2 separate regions of the Homo sapiens genome follow, and region 1 is linked to region 2. A link is a contact called in ENCODE Hi-C or POLR2A ChIA-PET data. All regions are on one chromosome and are shown on one strand. Each heading gives the region's core, a stretch centred on a gene start or an enhancer-like site at or near the end of the contact. The rest is flanking DNA. Distances are from core to core; before and after follow the strand shown. Region 1 has its middle 52 kb from the start of LINC02612. Region 2 has its middle 9.4 kb from the start of LINC02612.

Region 1 (4,171 bases), core at 79-2,578, 61 kb before region 2:
TTCCATGCAATTTCTGAAGTTTTAATGTCAATTTCTACTCAGCTAGCTGATATGTAGCATGCAGACTTGACTTAGGCCTCTCACACATTTCTGTTACTTATTCTGGGTGTTGCATGCCCTCAAGGAGCTCTGTAGTTCCTTGGCAAAGTTTTTTCTTTATAGAGAGGGCTTGGCCTTGCTTCCTTTCTAAGTAGGTTCATTTTAAAGGATGTTCTTTCCCAAGGTGGAAATAATTTTCCTGGACGCAAGACAAACTGGTTGTTTAAAGGAGCCAGACACTTCTGCCTGCTAACTTTTTTGAGCCCCCATCACTTTCCACCAAAACAAACACAGGATAGGCCATATAAGACAATTATCTTCGTAGACAATATAAACAAACATAGTTGACCACTTATTAACTATGCCTATCTAACCTGTCTCCAGAAAGCAGTTTATAATGAGAAAAATATACAATAATGTTGATAAAATTAACATAAATTAAATATATGAATTAAAAAGAAACCACCATATGCTAATCACTCAGCCTGATGAGCCACTATGATAAAGATTACATTTATCTCTGAGCCTCCTGGAAGTCAAAGAAAAAGCAGATGAGCTATGAGCTCCTCCAGTTGATGATGGGGCAATGATAATTTTTTACTGCCTGTTGTGTGACACCTTTGTCCTAACATACATCTTCCAGCCACCCCATGAGACTAGTCCACCATCCTCATTTTAATATGAGGAAGTAGATACTCATAAAGGGAAAATGCCTTTATCAAGGAGAAATAGCTAGAAATCTTGGAAATAGTTCAGGTATGGCTGTATCCCACTTTTGTTCTTTCTAAAATCCAGGAGCATGGTATTAAATTTTAACTTAATAAAGGTATGTCTGCAGATTCTCCCTTGATATCATTGCCTGGGAACAGAAAATAAAAATATGATATTCAGGAGTATATTATAGTAGTTTGTAGGCAATTGTTTTTCTTCCTATGACCAATACCCAGTGGTAATGTACTCATCAGTTTCCACTTACCAGAATATCAGGAAAGTGAAACCATCCCTATAAAGTTTATAAAATTAATCAGGGAAGAAGAGAGGGGGAGAAAAAAATAAACCAAGCTTACAGCACACTTAGCATTAATCATTAGGTCAGCTGCTCTCTGACCCACTTCCTCATAGTCATTTGCTGCCTATTACCTCAGAATCACATTAGACCCTGTCCTAGGATTATAGTTCCCCTTAACTGCTCTGTAGATAACATCTTAAGCATTGTGAAACATTAAATTTTCCATTTGAGAGATTCTTTCAGGCCCTGCCTACTGATGAAATCACTGATGTCAGCTGGTCTGAAGGACCCCATGACATACTGACTCACTGAATAATACGGTTTCCACATCCTGACGAGTTCATCCCCTTACCCTGACTGATAAATGATCCCAGTTTTCCAGCCCTTTGCCCTCCATGATCCTCTTAAAAACTCCTAAGGGAGATGCATCTGAGGGTCCCTCTCATCTCCTTGTTCAGCTACCCTGTGATCATTAAATGCTTTCTTTGCTGCAAGTCCTGCTGTCTCAGTGTGTTGGTATGTTACTGTGCAGTGGGCATGCAAACCTGATGGTCCTGTAACTAAAGGAAGTTTGCTAGAGGGAGGAAATGTGTTGAGAGCATGAGTCTCTTCTTCTTATATATGTGTTTTCCACATTCCAATAAAAAATTAATTAATTTCTTTATTACTTACCTGGTGTACAAGTTTCCTTGGGCTGCTGTAAGAAATTACCATACTGGGTGGTTTAAAACTACAGGGATTTATTCTTTCATGGTTCTGAAGGCCAAAATCAAGGTGTAGGCAGGGAAGCATTTTCTGCTGATGCTCTAGGGGAGAAGCCATTCTTTGCCTCTTCCAGCTTCTGGTAGCTGTTGGCATGTCCTGACTTATAGCTACATCACTCCAATCTCAGCCTCTGTAATCATATCACCTCCTCTTCTTCTGAGTGTCTGTATCTGGTCTCCCTCTGCCTCTCTCATGGGGACACTTGTGGTAGCATTGAGGATTCACTTGAATAATCCAGGATAAGCTCCTCCTCTCAAGATTCTTAACTTTGTCACATCTTTTGCCATAAAATATAATGCCCTTTTGCCATTTTTTAAGCTTACCGCATCTGTGACCTTTGGCCCAAAAGATTCACATCTGTCCCACATGTGAAATATATCCACCTAATTCCAACATTGTAAAAATTCTCAATAGATTTAAGCATCTATTCAAGTCCAAAAATCTCATCTAAATATCATCAGTTCAAAAGTCCCAAATATCATTGCTATGGTCTGAATGTTTGTGTCTTCCCTAAATTCATATGTTAAATTCTAATCACCAAGGTGATGGTATTAGAAGGTGAGGCCTTTGGGAGGTGATTAGGTTAGGAGGGCCCTGTCCTCCTGAAAGGGATTATAAAAGAGGCCCCAGAAAACTGCTTTGCCTCCTTCCATCATGTGAGGATGCAGCAAGAAGGCACCACCTGTGAATCAGAAACTAAGCCCTCACCAGACTCCAAATCTGCTGCCACCTCAGTCTTAAACCTTCTAGCTTCTAGAACTGTAAGAAAAAAAATTCCTGTTGCTTTTAAGCCATCCAGTTTTTTGGTAATTTGTTACAGCAGTCTGAATGGACTAAGGCAATCATCATCTAAATCAGGTATGGGTGAGGGTCTGGATATGATTTATTCTGGGGCAAAATTCTTTCTGTCTGCCTAGGAAATTAGAAAATAAGTTATCTTCTTTCAAAATGTAATGGTGGGAGAGACAGTTATAGACATTTTCATTTCAGAAAGGAGAAAATGGAAAGAATAAAATGGTAACGGGTTCCAGGTAAGTTGAAAATTGAGCAGGACAAATTCCATCAGGTTTCAAGGCATGAGAATCCTCTGTGACTCACAACTGTGTATGCCTCTGCATTAATGTCTACTCTCAGAGTCATTCTTTTTCTTGGAGGGTAGCACATATTTTTAGCTAATTAGTTTTATCAGCATGTTTTTTGCATGTAGTATTTTGGAGTCCAACAGTATTTCTTCATGTTGTCTTTGTCTTTCTCAATCGAACTAACAATGTTTCTGCTAATATAATATTCTTGAAAACCTGTGGGTCTTCCGTGAATTTCACAGGAATACACAACATGAGACAACAACACTCTCCACAAATCGTCCCCGGATAATCTCATCTTGATTCTTGGCTTCCACTGAGACGACTGAGTGGATCCATGAGTCACACGCCTAATCTCTTTAGTTAAAAGGTGTCCAACTACACCCTTGGCTTTCTCTCCAGAGCGTGCTTTCCTAAAAGTGAATCTTCTAATTTTGGCATTGTTTTCAACCTGTAAAGGCTGATAATTTCTCATGTCAATATCTGATTCATTTTTGCTTAACTGTTCTTTCCTCAATTTATCTCTTTCCTCTCTCATTTTACTATATGCAGCAAGAAAAACCCAGGGCACACCTGCAATACTTTGCATGGATATCTCCTCAGCTAAATGTCCAAGTTTATCACTTACAGGTTCTGCTTTTCATATAACTGTAGGATGCAGTTTGGTGAAATTTTCTGCCACTATGTAACAAGAGCCACCTCTTCTTCTATTTCCAATAACATGTTCCTCATTTCCTTTTGAGTTCTTGCCAACCGTACCTTTAACATTCATATTTCTATCAATATTCTGTTCATGAAAATATATATATTTGCTTAGAAAATAGAAGCTTTCTCTACTGTGCTGCTTCTTCCCTCTGAGCACTCATTAGCAGTGTCTTTTAGTTCTATATTTCCTTTAACAATCTGCTCAAAGCAATTTAGAATTTTTCTGTCAAGCACCTCATAATTCTTCCAGACTTTACCCATTGTCCAATTCTAAAGCCGCTTTAAAATGTTTAGGTATTGTTACCACAGCACCCCACTTCCTGGTACCAAGATCTGTATTAGTTTACCTCCAACTGGGTGGCTTATGACTACAGGAATTGAGTATCTCACAGTTCTGGAGGTTAGAAGTGCAAGATCAAGGTATTACCAGGACCACATTCCCTATGAGGCTCGAGAGGAGAATCCATTCTTTGTTTCTTCCAGCTTTTGGTAGCTGTTGGCATTCTTTGGCTTGAAGCTACATCACTCCAATCTCCGCCTCTGTGGCCATAGCACCTCCCCTTCTTTTGTG
Region 2 (4,200 bases), core at 215-2,714:
ACTGAACATTTAGTAGGAATAAGTCACCACAGAAAGCCCTTTTACATATGCTGTGCCATTTAAAACTTACACAGCCCTCAAAAACGCTATTAAAATTCCCACTTTAAGGATGAGAAGCTGAAGTTTAAAAAACTTGATAAACCTGTCAAGGGTACAGAACTGGTAAGTGATAGGTCAGGGATTCAAACTCAGATCGAATTGGCCAGTGCTCATCCATTTTTTAACGTGGCTACTGGTTCTAGCACTTGGGTGTGTTGCTGTAAGAATAATCATTCTAAGGGCCACAGGAATCAAGGTTAAGCTCAGGACGGGAAGTGTTTGGCATCTCCAAGGCTGTCCCGAGTCTGCTTTGGAGTAGACCCAACCTATGGCTGACCCCAGAACCACTCAGCCTGTGAGAACCAAACAATCTTCACCTAGAACTGCAGCATCGCATCGTCAGATGATCTCGAAGCTGGGTCAATCGGATTCTATGTCACAAGCCTCATGTTACAAGTCTCCAAAATCCCTAAGACAAGATATTTATTGGGATACAGGATGTTTGGTAATCCCAATAAAGATAAAATGTTATGTTAGCAATTATTGCAGAATACCTCCTACAGGTATGAGTCAGCAACTCATGACCTTGCAATTACATTGATATTTCTGCTGTGAAACAAATGAATATTCATACTAAATAAAGAAAAACAAGGTAATACATAGGCCTGTCAGTTCAGAGAAGATTTTGCCTCTAAATGAGTTACAAATACTTTTGGATTTAGATTCTTGGGGATTTCAGAATTGTATATAAAGAATTGTGTATCTGTGTTGTTGTAAGTGTATGCTTCTGGGAAACTATAGTTTCTGTTTGGAGAGGAATAAAAGATTAAGGAGACATGAACTCTGAATACTACTTTGCTGTTGATAAAACTATTTTCATATGTTATTTCACCCTTAGAGTAACCATGTGAGAGACTTTTATTCTATGTTATTGAAGAAGCTGGTCAAACTCAGAGCTTGAGAAACTTGCAGAGGGTCAAAAAGCCAGGAAATAATAAGACTGCAAACATTTATATCCTTTGACATCTATAGGGAATCTGATACTAGGTCCTACTTCCAATTGAACCTCTTTCTACTGTAGAAACTTCCAAGCCACTAAACCTCACTAACGTTTGGCTTTCTTGTCTATAACCTGGGGATAATTATCTTTTCTGTCTAGTTCAAAAGATTTTAGTGGGAAACAGATTATATTGTACTAGAAAAGATATTATTATTATAATACACCTGCATTTGTTTGGCTTAGAGCCCACATGGGGCTTTGTCAGGACAGACAGCATTGTCTGTATTTCCTGGTGAGCTTGTCAAAACTCCTCGTAGGATGACCAGAAGGGGACCTGTCCTCTCCTGCCGAGCCTAAGCACACAGCCACAGCTGCAAAGCCCTCACTTTTTAAAAAAAACTTTCAGCTGATCTCTGAGCACATTCCATTCTCATGATGTGCAAATTTTAAAGGACATTTGCCTCCAAGCAAGTTGGAAGAAAAAAAATGGAACATCTTTTTCAGTCTTTGGACCTCAAAATACATAATTCAGGTAATAAAAATATCATATCACATGTTTTATTGTTTATTTCCATATAATACAGAGATGCATATTTGGAAGGAAGTTATCTTCCTTTTCATTGCAGTTTTTTCAGGACCTCACTAAGAAGCAGCAATGCCGAAATCTGCTTTATTGGAAAACTCTTGGAGAATGTGTCCGGAAAAATGTGCTAAAGGGCATTGTTATGCCCGAGATTCAGTTAAAATAAAGGCCAAACCAGTTCCTACTCATATATCTTGTAGGCCACCACTTATACTATGATATTAAAGGACAATTTAGGCATAGCTCCATTTTCATAACACCAGCATGATGGAAATATTGTAATACATTTGTTATTTCCTCATTTGTTATTTCCTTTCTTCTAATCTTACACACAAATATACATCAAATTTCATGTAAGTGAATATATATATATAATTTTAAGTGTGGATAAGTGTTTATTGCATATATGTGTATTTGCATGTACATATATTAGTGTACACATTCTCTATAAGTGGTCATTTATTCAGCAAACATATATTAATTACCTCATGTGAATATCTATGAGGCACTGGAGATAACAACAACAAAGCAAGTATAACCTAGTCCCTAATCTCTAGCAGAAGGACATTCATGGAAATGAATAATTTGATTAGTGCAGTATGAGAAAATTATCAGTTTTATTGAGAGTCCAAGGTAATTGTATAGGACAGTGTATATATCTCTTCAATTATATATAAATCTCCTAGAAGCTAGGACTGTAGAGATACTACTTTGCATTTTGCCGACAGATAGAATATTGTTTTGTACATAGTGTATGCTTAGTTCATATTTAATTCATTAATATGGTTTTCTTTCAATAATCTGAAAAGTATTACTCCAGAGTAGTGACCAAACTTTGCATGTGAAGGTCATACTTGCTGGAGTGATTTCTGCATAGGACCCTCACAAATCAATGCTTTTTTTTTGGCCCAGACTTCACTGACACTAAGTTGTCTTTCTTTTCATTTATTTATAAGGTATTAAATTCTAAAAACAAAACAAAAGAAAACAAAAACAGCACTGAATCACACCTACAGGGCTAAACAAATGAAAAAAAAATGAGATGAGTTATATACATATATATGGGGTTTCAAAATGATTTGGTCATTTCTTTGCTAGCACTCTCACTTTTCAAGCCAGCCTTTTTGTCTTTAGAGCTGAATATATTAAGTCTTTTCTCTGCGGTTATTGGAGTTTCTGGTAGAAGATAAGACGGAAACAGAGGTTGTAACTCTTTAAACATGTTGATTGGAGATTATCTGTGGATTTTAGTGAACCTTGGGTAACGGATGTTGGCTCTTATGGCTGAGACAAAAGATGCTGGGAATGTTCCCTAGATGGGATAAAAGAGAGAAATTCTTCCCTAAAGTATTAAGTTCATGGCTTAGGCTTCTCCGAGCATTTTTTGTTGGCAAGGTTGTGTTTAAGTCCAGAGACAGAGTTGTCACGATTAATTTCTATTTATGAGGCATTCCAAATATATTGTAGTGTAAAAATAATAACCAAAATTGTTATTTTCAGGTATGTGAGCTGTAAAGCTGACACTTCAGCCCTCTGGCTATTTTTCAAGACATTACCTAATACATTACCTCATAATGATGACTAGAGGGAAACATTTTCGAAAGCACAGTCATAAAGTGCTTCGATAAAGCCCACCCTAGGTCTCATAGCAAAACCTAGACATTAATACCTCCTAATAGGAGTTAGGGGGCACAGCTATCTCTGTTCACTCATAGTACTATCATTTATGTCCCTCAAGATTCTCTGTTTCACTTTGGGACAGAAATCCTGGCAGGTAGGCTATGTGACATAAATTGCACCTAATTCTACTCCAGGAAGAAAAGAACTATAAGTACCCTATAAGTAGCTGTAACAGACAAAACTCTGTCTCCCTATTCATTTTTATGCAGTGGGAAAAATTATCAGCCAATAAAGCCTTACTTTTGCAATTGTGCCTCTCAGAGTCCTGTCCCTTAGGAAGGGGCAGGGTTGGGACATATAGGCACAGAATGGGGACAGCGGTCTACCAAAGCACCACTGGGAACCTGCAAAAGGCTGCACTGCTACACTTCTGCCAGAACCAGATATAAAAGACTGAAGAGTGGCTCAGGAACTGTCACTGGCAAGGGCTGGTTGCAGAGCTCATTTTTCATTTGCACTCAGAGATGAAAAACTAGCTTTCTCATCCCCAGGGCATCTGCAAGCAACATCTCAATTACCTCATTTCTCTCCTTTTTATCCTACCTCTCACGCCTCTGTCCTTGCCATTTCCTATTCAGAGCTCCTGAAAGATCATCCAAGATGGTGGCTCTTGATTCTGGTTATGCATTAGACTCACTTAGGGAGCTTTGAAAAGAATGCCGACCCCTGGGCCTCACTGGTTATCACTTCTAATTCAGATGACTCGAGCATTGTTGGCATGTTCACAAAACCCACCAGTTAATTGCAACATACACTCACGGTTAACAGCCATTGACTTAAGACGTTAGGGATTTTTTTGGTAGGTAATGAGTAGCTAGTAATGTTTCTGTGACAAAGTAAATCTGGTGACATTTTGGTGGGTATATTGGAACAGGGAGAGACTGCAGGTGGAAACCAT

Evidence for each region. A loop is a pair of places that touch in the nucleus more often than their neighbours do. ChIA-PET counts read pairs that join two places held with the same protein, here RNA polymerase II (POLR2A).
Region 1: a loop to region 2 is called in a map of PC-3, with 9 times the contacts of the local background. The contact joins two enhancer-like sites. A Hi-C loop is called at or near these places in 2 of 168 maps with a recorded cell type or tissue (PC-3 and heart right ventricle). POLR2A ChIA-PET finds 5 or more read pairs at or near these places in 1 of 52 experiments (activated B cell).

The regions. Positions count from the first base shown.
Region 1 is chr2:150,678,693-150,682,863 of GRCh38, reverse strand. No RefSeq gene overlaps it. Among named protein-coding and RNA genes, the nearest start is that of LINC02612, 52 kb to the right of the region's middle. Within about 2 kb of position 1,328, at least 4 of the 41 ENCODE cell types and tissues checked have a DNase peak (open chromatin) inside an H3K27ac peak, as active enhancers do; they include PC-3, where a contact is called at or near this core.
Region 2 is chr2:150,617,360-150,621,559 of GRCh38, reverse strand. No RefSeq gene overlaps it. Among named protein-coding and RNA genes, the nearest start is that of LINC02612, 9.4 kb to the left of the region's middle. RefSeq lists an enhancer at 109-1,308. Within about 2 kb of position 1,464, at least 7 of the 41 ENCODE cell types and tissues checked have a DNase peak (open chromatin) inside an H3K27ac peak, as active enhancers do; they include PC-3, where a contact is called at or near this core.